Regions from separate parts of the Homo sapiens genome. Here region 2 is linked to region 1. A link is an interaction called in ENCODE POLR2A ChIA-PET data of the cell type or tissue named here. Cell type or tissue: A673. All regions are shown on one strand.

Region 1 (5,000 bases):
CCAGTGCACTCCAGCCTGGGCGACACAGCAAGACTCCATCTCAAAAAATCCCACAAACCTCTGCTTTCACAGAGCTTTTATTCCACTAGATTGGCAGGTTTGCAGTAATATAGGTGGAGAATGACATTTAGAGGAAGTGATTCTAAGGACAGAATTACTTATTCCCAAAGTTGCAAAGGGTGACAGAATTATTAGGAAACATCAAGGATTATAACAGGAAGGCTACATATGAACTGCAACAACAACAACAAATCACTGGCTGGCTGAGCTCTGGGCTCACTAAAGATAAATGAGAGAAAACCTGGTACATTTCCAGGGAAGGTTTTAAGTCAGGTACCAGGAAGAACTTCCCAATAGTTAAGGCTGTTAAGCAGAAACAGGTGGCTGAGTTGATTGAGGACTCTTTCCTCTGGAGAACTTTAGGAATGGGACAGGCAACATCTATCCAAACATATAGTCTCTCTTGGAGGCAGGGAGTTGAACGTGAGCCAGGGGTCTGAGTACTTCACTGGAAAGGTTTTAAATTTCTAAATTTCTTACTTTGGCCTATATAGTCATTTTTTTTAAAAAAATTTTTGGTTAGAAAGGTCTCTTCTTCCATAGATCAAGCTACATAGATGAGCTCATCTGAGGAATGCATTTTTTAATTTTAGCACTTTCTATAAATGGGTTTTCTAAACCCTAAGCTGAAGTTGTTACCACGACGGGGAACATGGAGATAATTTTTCATTCTTTCATGCTATGCTGAATGTCAGCAGTAGCAGCTCCTAAAAATAATCATACCTTGTATTTCTATAGCACCTTTCCCGGAGGTTCTCAAACTGCTTTGCAGACATCATGTAATTAATCCCTATAAAGCATCCTGAAGACAGTGGTATAATATTAAGTTAATATTTGTCGTGTATATAAAGGTTACACATTTTATACTTACTTACTATACTGATCTTGTGTTCTGTGAACTCTACAGCAGGCATAAGGTTTGCTGCCAAAAAAACCACGTTCTGATGATTGTGTTGTGAGGTCTGACAAGCAGGAGAGATGGAGAAAATGAGCTGCCGTATTTGGGGAAGTAAAGGGGAATTCATGCGTGGGCTGCTGGAAGTTTGTGAAAGTTTAATTTCTTTCTAGGGTTCATGAGGAGCTATTATAGGAATATGAGAAGGGGATATGGCAGGAGGATTTTAACACTCCTGCAAAACAATATGTATGGCTTATTTGAACGAGTGGAGGTAAATGAGGGAGTTGAAGACGGGAATGAGGCAGGCAGTACTATCAGGTCGTTAATGTTCATGTGCCAGGTCCCCTTTCTTTGTCCTCTTCTCCCTGCTGTGCCACGCAACTTCTCCTTGAGACACTTCTGCGTATTTATAACAATTACAACAAGACCAGATCTGTAGTTAGCTGTAGACATTCTAGTATGAATTTCAGCAGAGACAACCTCTGCCAAACATTTTGCCAGTTTAAACCTCATCTCTCACTTTGCAATGAAAGGATTAAATGAGTTAATATATGTACAGCTCTTAGACTAGCACCAGGCACATAGTAAAGGTTGGTCCAAGTCATGACTATTATTTGTGAAAATGTCAGACGTCATTGAGCAGGAGTGGCAGTATACTGGGTCTCCACAAACATTTATGCACTCTTGAAATCAGGCCTCATGGGTAGCCTTCAGCTCCATCTATGCATAAAACTGGTCCTGGCAGTGAACACAGCAAAGAAGCTGTCATCATGGCCCCAGCAGGTGGCTGGAGAATTGACAGAGCAAAGAGGGAGGGAGATCAAATCTGAGGAAGTTTTCTGGGGAAGCTGGCGGCAGGGTGCGGGGGATGATGACAAACTGGATAGAGAGAGAAAAAGGAGAGCAAAACTCTGGAGGAGACCCCGAGGTCCCAGCTTGGAGGGGTGGGCACTCGGCTACTGTGGAGCACCATGTCCAGGTTTGGAAAGGGAAAATGTTTACGTAGGCTCCAGCCAGGGCCCAGCCCAGCAGCCTGCCTGCAGGTTTACAGCTGAACATTCCCATCATGGCACTCTTCTCTGGAGTGGCCAACAGGAGGGAACGGCCAGGGACATTCTCGCCAGCCCAGAGGTTCTGGTGCTGCCCTTGAGTGTTTTCAGATTGGCAAGAGCTGTCTGGTGATTTTCCACTGGCCAAGTCACTCTTCCACGCTCATGGACCTAAAATTTAGCATTTGTCCTGGCTCCAAAACTCCTCTCATTGGCTCTGATAATCCTTTTCAAACAAGCTGAAGACTTAGCACCAAATCCACTTTCAAGTGTGAACAAGGCTTTGAGTAGTTCCAGATCCTAAGCCTGAAGTCTATTGTCTGTTTTTAGTTGATTTTACTTGAGGCACCTAAGTTAGCCTTGACTCAGCCTGAACAGAAAACACTCTTGAGCAAAGGCCCAATGTTATGGAATTCTGCCCTTGGCACTAAAGCTGAAGCCTTAATGGAGGCATTCAGCACGTCCTTAGATGCATTGATTCTGCCATGCGGTGGCCACCTATGCTTCAAGGCCACCCAAGAACATAATGGACAAGGTTTTCTCATGTGTATTATCTGCAGGAAGAATATTTTCTTTAAAAAATCTAATTAATTTTTAAACAAGAAGAGAGCTAGCTGCCTTGAACATTTGATTAAAAATGGTCATTTTAAAGATATTTTAAAAAATTAAGATTAGCCAGTCATGTGATAGATACCAATATTTGTGTCTATGATCCAATATTAGTCTCTATTCGAAGTGGGTGATGCAAAGTTGAATGTTAAGTTTTCCTAAAAGTTTATAAATTCTACCACTTTTTTATTTTTTTGCCTGGAAATGTATATGTTCTAGCTCAATAGTGGAAAAGAGAAAACTGGCCCTATGTGGAACTGACTGAAGTTTAATAAGTTGAGCAGTTTTCTGCCTCCTGGCAATCCTTCACTAGAATGGGAATTTCTTGAAGGTTATATTAGTGAGACATGTTCTGGGTGCAAGTGAAGAAAGTACAATTTCAACTAGCTTGAGCAAAAAGGGGTATTTATTGATTCCACTGGGAGCTGTAAGGGGATGGGCCGTCCCTATACTTTTCTGGCTCAGGGGTGCAAACAATACTTTCAAAATCAGGCTCTCTTATTCTCTCTGTGAAATCTTTTTTCTATATTGAATTTTTCCTAGGCAGTTTCTCTCCACATCTTGGCAAGGAGGGCTACCAGCCTTTTCTGCCTTCTATCACTCCTACTGCTTAATTAAGAGGCTGGGCTAGTTTTGTAGCTAAGGAAATGAGGAGAAATGATGAGACTAGGGAAGCAGGTTTGGGGGTGAGCAGGCAGCTTGAATATCTAGGGGCATAGGTAGAGAATGAGAGGAAGAGATTTGATTCAAGAAAGCCCAATCTGAGCCCTTTCCAGGACTGATACTGAGCTTAGATTTGATTGTCTATTATTAAAACCATTCCCTTCTATCAACGCTCTTAACCCCCTCATCCCTAAGGGGGCTACGCTAGAACATGATCCCAATATTTTGTCAAATGTTTTCTGGGTACATGACCATACCAAATAAAGACTATATTCAAGCTTTCCTGGCAAGTATGTGTGGCCTTGTACGTTCTGGTGTCTGGGATATGAGTGGAACTCCTGCCTATATTTTCTGGGTCATACCGTTAGGGAAGGGGCATGCTTCCTTTCTCTTTTCCCCATTCCACAGGCTGGATATGGACACAGTGATGCCCCATTTTGGGGATGCAGATGAGGGCAAAGTCTCCAGGATGGCCAAACAACAAGAGAGAAGGAGCCTGGGGCCTGGACTCCATGTAGCCCCACAGCAGACGAGAGTCCTGATGACTTCCCAGAGGAGAGCCACCTCCTAGCAGGCATGAGAGAGTGATAAATGTGAAAGAAAAATCATCTTTTGTCTTACTCAAGTCACTGCTACTTTAAGTTTCTAATTCATGCTCTGAGCCTATATCCCAACTAAAACAGTGAATCAAAAAGCTTTCACAGAAACATTTGGGCCAAGCAATCTAGAAAGTGCAACATTGAGAACTGGGCTGAAATCTAAGAGAATTTAGATTATCTCAAATAATTAGTTTTTTGGCATTCAGAAAAAAATAGCTTAAAAATAGAGAATGATAAAAATAATTAATTGCACAGTCTGAGAGAATGGCATTTACAATGCATTATGGAAATCAGTACTTACAACGTTTTTTAGCTGGAAGGAATGTGAAAGTTTACCTGGTATCATTACCTGGCCCAACCACCTAATTTTAGAGCAGGGTTTCTCAGCCTTGACACTATTGATATTTTGGGCTGGATAATTCTTCATTGTTAGGGCCTGCGCTGTGCATTATAAGATGAGTCGCAGCAACCCTGGCCTCCACCCACTAGATGCCAGTATTACCAACCCTCCAATCATGACAGTCAAAAACATCTCAACACACTGCTAAATGTCCCTGGGGTTGTGGGGGATTGGCTCCCAACTGAGAAGCACTGTTTTAGAGATCAGGAAATTGAGATCCAGCCAGCTTAGGAGTCAGATTCCTTCTCTATGCTGCTGTCTTCATGCAAGTTTTGAAAATGCTAGTCTTTTACAATACTGATCTAGAATTTAGGAAAACATTAGAAGGAAAATTCTTTAAAATAAAATTTAAAAGAGTGATAGCAATAGCTGATATTTATGAAAATCAAGTTTGCTTTGACATCGTCTTACTTAACCTTCACTTATAACTCTATGGACCAAGTTTCTCCCATTTTAAGTTGAGGAAATGGAGCATCGTCAAGGTCAAGTAGACTTACACAAGGTCATACAGCAAAGAACCAGTAGAACCTGCATTTAGACCTGGCCTTGAACCCACTCAGCACTTTAATATAAAGTGAATAATAAGCAAAGCATCTTTCCGTGTTGAATCAAATTACCAAGTCAACAAAGGCAAGTTGAATATATATATGTCTGGATAAGTTCAAATTTTCTTTAGCCAATTTATATATTCTCTCATTCAATAAACATTTATTGAATGCTGA
Region 2 (5,000 bases), 750 kb before region 1:
ACATTTTCACTGAGAAACTCTCTGGGAATCCCAAATTATTATTATTTATTTTAAGAGACAAGGATCTCCCTAGGTCGTCGAGGCTCGTCTTGAACTCCTGGACTCAAGTGGCCCTCCCACTTCAGCCTCCCTAGTAGCTGGGACTGCAAGTGTGAGCCACTGCACTCCCAAATTATTTTTTAAATTTGACCTGGACCAGGATGTGCTACTGAGTCTACACAAAAACCAATAATTCTAGTAAAACTGGTCAATGTTGGTCTGATCTGGGGACAGGTCACATGAACTCATTATCATCTTGCTAATGAGGTTTCTGGGTTTAATTGAACTGGAAATCATTCTTTTTAAATTTCAGGATGAGAAATACTGTATAAAGGCTAAGAATAACATATGGACATCCTTCCATTGGTCAATTCTCAGAAACAAATACAAAATATTATGGATTTTTTAAAAATTTAATTGTGTTAACGTTAGACATTCTACTTGGCTGTAACATACAGACAACACTGTGCTGGATAAAATTGTGAGATTTGTCTTTATTCAACAAATATTTATTGAAGATCTACTTTGGGCTAAATCCTGGGGTTATGACAGCTAAGAATTCAATAGCAGACAAGATTAATGTTATTTTTGCTTATATGGTACTTACGTCTAGAACAGGGTTGGCAAACATTTTCTGTAAAGGGGAAGATAGTAAATATTTTAGGCTTTGCAGGTCATACAGTCTTTATCACAACTTCTCAACTTTGCCTTTATAATAGGAAAGCAGCCATGGGTAATACATAAAGAATTAGGCATAGCTGTGATGCAATAATACTTTATTTAAAAACACAAGAAGTGGGCCAGATTTGGCCCATGGGCTATTCTTTGCCAACCCTTGCTCTATAAGGAGACACCTTTAAGTTTAGAGAAGAGGAATCACAGAAGGCTATGAAGGGCAACATGCCTAAATTTGTGAGTTCTTGGAAGGCCTTCTAGGTCTAGTGATCACTACGTTAAGACCTCCTGTGTTGGTAAAAGTCAATCCAGGGAAGTGGACTGGGGAAGAATATTTTAAGGATTAGGAATGGCATGTGTCACTATTTGAAGATAAATCACAGTTGGGGAATGGAAAGAAATTCTGGATCACTGGCTTGGGGGTGGCAAAGGTAAGGTGAGGCTCGAGTCTGAAGCCAATTAAAAGGTTTGAGCAAAATAATCGGAGATCAGACACGTACTTCAAAGAGATCACTTTGGCGCTTATATAGCAAATCTGTTCAGGATCTTTCTAGGAACCTCATTCCCTCCATATCCAAATGGCAGCAGAAAATGCTTTACTGCTCTTTCCTTTTACTCCTTCCTCCCTGGGAGCAAAGGTGCTCCCAGAAGCAGCTAAACACAGTTCATGGGAATCTCTTCCCTCAAACATCTATATTTTCATAGGAATTGAAGCCATGGTTTAGTGGGTGAAGGTCTGATGGTGGTATTTTAGGCAGCAGTCCTTGCAAGATAAAGAATTTCGTTGAGGGAGGAGATGAGAGAATTAGAGCAACAGCCCCCGTGAAATCATACCACCCAGTCATTTTTTCACCAAAGCATAAGAATCTGCATATGAGTTCCTTTTGGGTTAAGTTTTCTGATCAAATTATTCAGTTGGACAATTAGCAATAAAGAGATTTTACTTTAATGGTGGGACCAAGGTTAATATCACCAGTAATAGGGCAGACCGATACTGTGAGCTCCACGATAGGATGCACTGAGAAGCATACAACATCATTACTATGATATTCTTACCAAAGATGCATGACCTCATTCTAATCATGAGAAAATATCAGACAAACCCGGATTGAGGAACATTCTACAAATTAAACAGCACGTCTCCAGAGTGTCAAGGTCATGACAGACAGAGAAAGGCCGAGGAACTGTCACTGATTAGAGAAGATCAAGCAGAACTGACAATTAAAAGCAATGTGGTATCCTGGACTGGATCCTGGGATAGAAAAAAAAGACATTAGTGTAAAAACTGGTGAAATCTAAGTCAAGTGTGGTGGCTGTCCCTGTAGTCCCCGCTACTCAAAAGGCTGGCATAGGAGGATGGCTTGAGGCCAGGGGTTTGAGACCAGCCTGGGCAACATAGTGACTTTTCTATAAACAAACAAACAAACAAATAAATAAATAAAACTGGTGAAATCTAAATAAAGTCTGTAGGTTAGTTAATAGTATTGTGCCAATGCAATTATCTTGGTTTTAATAATTATGTTATGGTTATGTAACATGTTAACATCAAGGGAAGCTGTGTGAGAGGTATGCAGGAATTCTGTGCTACTTTTGCAACTTTTTGTAGTCTCAAATTAGATTAAAATAAAGTTTTTTCATAAAAAGAAGTGAATAAACTTCTTATTCAAATAATCTTGTTATATTCTGCCATTCTAGACAGGAAAGACTGTTAATAAGTGTTTCCTTGTCAAGTTATTAATTTCTCCACTAAAAATGAATGATGATTGCCAAGTTGCTTTTAGATTGTTTCAGGTCTCAAAGTGCTAAAAGTCATCATATGAAAAAAACCAGAGAATCATATTACTTAATTAGTCACTCATATGGAATCTGCCCTTCCTTCTGACAACACTCTGCAGAAGCTTCCCCATCGAACACCACTTCTACCTTTCTCTTCCTCTGGCCTTGGGCCAGTGCTTAGTCGCTGCTATTAAAAAAAAAAAAAAAAAAAAAAAAGGGGGTTCCTTGCTATCTTGTAGGGTTTGTGGAGTATTAGAGAGGGTCTGGCACATTTTTTGGCAGTATTGTAAAGTAGAGAGCCCTGGATAGGGAGTCAGGAAATTGGAATTCTTGTCTTAGCTCTTGAGCCTTGTAGTCTTGGGTAAATCATTGACCCTCAGTAAAATCAGATATTTTCAGGCAAGATCTAGATAAGTGAGTCTCATTCTTGGCTGGGTATTGGAATCATCCAGGAAGCATTTTTTTTTTATGCTGGTGCCTGGGACCCAGTTAAACCCTGATTTAACTGTTTTGAGGTACAGCCGAGGCATCTGGAGTTTTTTTAAGTTTCCAGGATTGGTATTAACAGGTAGCCAGGATTGAGAACCACTTATCCAGATGATCTCTAAATTCTAACCTAGGGTTTACCAGTAATTATTGTTCAAGCAAGATGAGTCAACAGAACTAGGTCTTGAAAAGTATTATATCTAAAGGAATTCTGGCTGTGGGAAGATAAAACTACAGTTAAGAAGCACTTTTCCATGATTTTTCAAGACTGTTGTTTGTGCCTGTCTGATGCATTATCATCTTAACTAATGATTTACACCATGAGTTGCAGTATTTAGCTTGTGGCATATGCCGTAAGGAAGATTAAAACAACAACACCTTTATACGGATGCCTCAGAACAGGGGTGTGAATGTCCTACCCTCAACCCGTCAGTTACCTTGTCCTCTTTCTGTAGTCTTCCAGGCTTCCTCCAGCTCTACGGTCCACAACACTATCTACACCTACCAGAAATCTACACTTACAATAAAGCAAAACAGCTGACACTGGTGACGTGTGTCTATTTAGGTAGGCTGAGGGAGAAAGAGGAAGAAAATTGCACTGTTTAAAGTAGCAGTCCCCAACTTTTTTGGCACCAGGGACTGATTTTCTGGAAGCCAATTTTTTCCATGGACTGGGAAGTGGGGCTGGCGGGGGTGGTTTCAGGATGAAACTGTTCCACCAGAGATCATTAGGTATTAGATTCTTATAAGGAGCACACAACCTAGATCCCTCGCACTCACAGTTTACAATAGGGTTTGTGATCCTATTAGAATCCAATGCTGCCACTGATCTGATGGGAGGTGGAACTCAGGTGGTAATGCTTGCTCGCCTGCCGCTCATCTTCCGCTGTGCGGCCCAGTTCCTAACAGGCCACAGACCAGTATTGGTTAGGGTTGGGGACCCATGGTTTAAAGGATAGCAAGAACTGAAAGCCAGGGTAGCAAACCCAAATGCTTCTGGGAGGACAGACCACAGGGGAGCTAGAGGGCCGTGGAACTAGAGAGCTCATGACTCTCCTAAGGACCACTTCTCCTCTGCTCCAGGCAGTTGTGGCCAGGGAGTATGTTGGCCCAGCAGTGCCAGAACTTTAGATCTTTAAGAAAATTGAGAAATCCATAATTGATTTGTAAATGCTGAAAGCCTTTATTGTTATTATTATTATTTTAGAGATTGAGTGTTGCTCTGTCACCCAGGTTGGAGTGCAGTGGAACGATCATAGCTCACTGTAACCTGAAACCTCTAGACTCAAGTGATCCTCCTGCCTCAGCTTCACAAGTAGCTGGGACTACAGGCTTGTGCCACCACACATGGCTAGTTTTTAAATTTTTTTGTAGAGATGAGGTCTTACTACATATCCCAGGCTGGTCTCGAATTCCTGGTCTCAAGTGATCCTCCCACATCAGCCTCCCAAAGTGCTGAGATTACAGGCATGAATGACGGAGCCCAGCCAAAAACCAATTTTTTAAATAAATATAAACACTGTGTAGGCCAAATGAAACAATTATGCAAGCCAGATCCTGCCAGTTTGCAATCTCTTTTTTAAAGGTTAAAAACTGTGATAGTAGAGTTGCTGGCAAAATTCTTACTGGTGAAGGAGGTATTTTGTTTCATTTGGGAGATGGTGATCTTATGGGAGAGTCTCAGTTGTCCTAAGACACACTGGACCCTCCCAGTACAGTCTTACGGGAAGGGAGGATATTAGTGCCTGGTGGGATGGAGTCTGTGTAAACTACTGAAGTTCCAGACGGTGACATGGTGAGAGCAATTGGGAAAAACACAGCACAGTGTCCAAGCTCAGGGGTGGCTTAGGCAATTATCAAAGGCCAGGGCAGCCCATTTGGCAAGTAGGAGCTTGAGAGTCAAAGAGCCCAGAGGGCAGGGGACAGACAGCCTTGAGTTAGGTGACTCTGAGATGTTGTCAGTGCTCTTAGAACAAGACGCCTTCCAGTGGATGGTGATATGGTGGAAAATTCTAGCAACTCAG

The links. ChIA-PET counts read pairs that join two places held together with the same protein. Peaks named below come from ENCODE experiments on the same cell type or tissue, not always from the same donor. Only the 100,000 strongest peaks of a DNase experiment are listed, where the experiment ranks them.
Region 2: POLR2A ChIA-PET joins it to region 1 with 13 read pairs; 2 of 35 experiments call an interaction of 5 or more read pairs at or near these places.

The regions. Positions count from the first base shown.
Region 1 is chr18:55,849,102-55,854,101 of GRCh38, forward strand. It overlaps LOC107985183 (a long non-coding RNA gene), which reads right to left. Exons shown (of 3, transcript XR_001753452.2): 3 at 3,772-3,846. Among named protein-coding and RNA genes, the nearest start is that of LINC01416, 69 kb to the right of the region's middle. RefSeq lists an enhancer at 1,470-1,970. In A673, a CTCF peak has its summit at 4,315; no DNase peak of the experiment used is centred here.
Region 2 is chr18:55,098,436-55,103,435 of GRCh38, forward strand. No RefSeq gene overlaps it. Among named protein-coding and RNA genes, the nearest start is that of LINC03035, 15 kb to the left of the region's middle. In A673, no CTCF peak of the experiment used is centred here; a DNase peak (open chromatin) is centred at 2,556.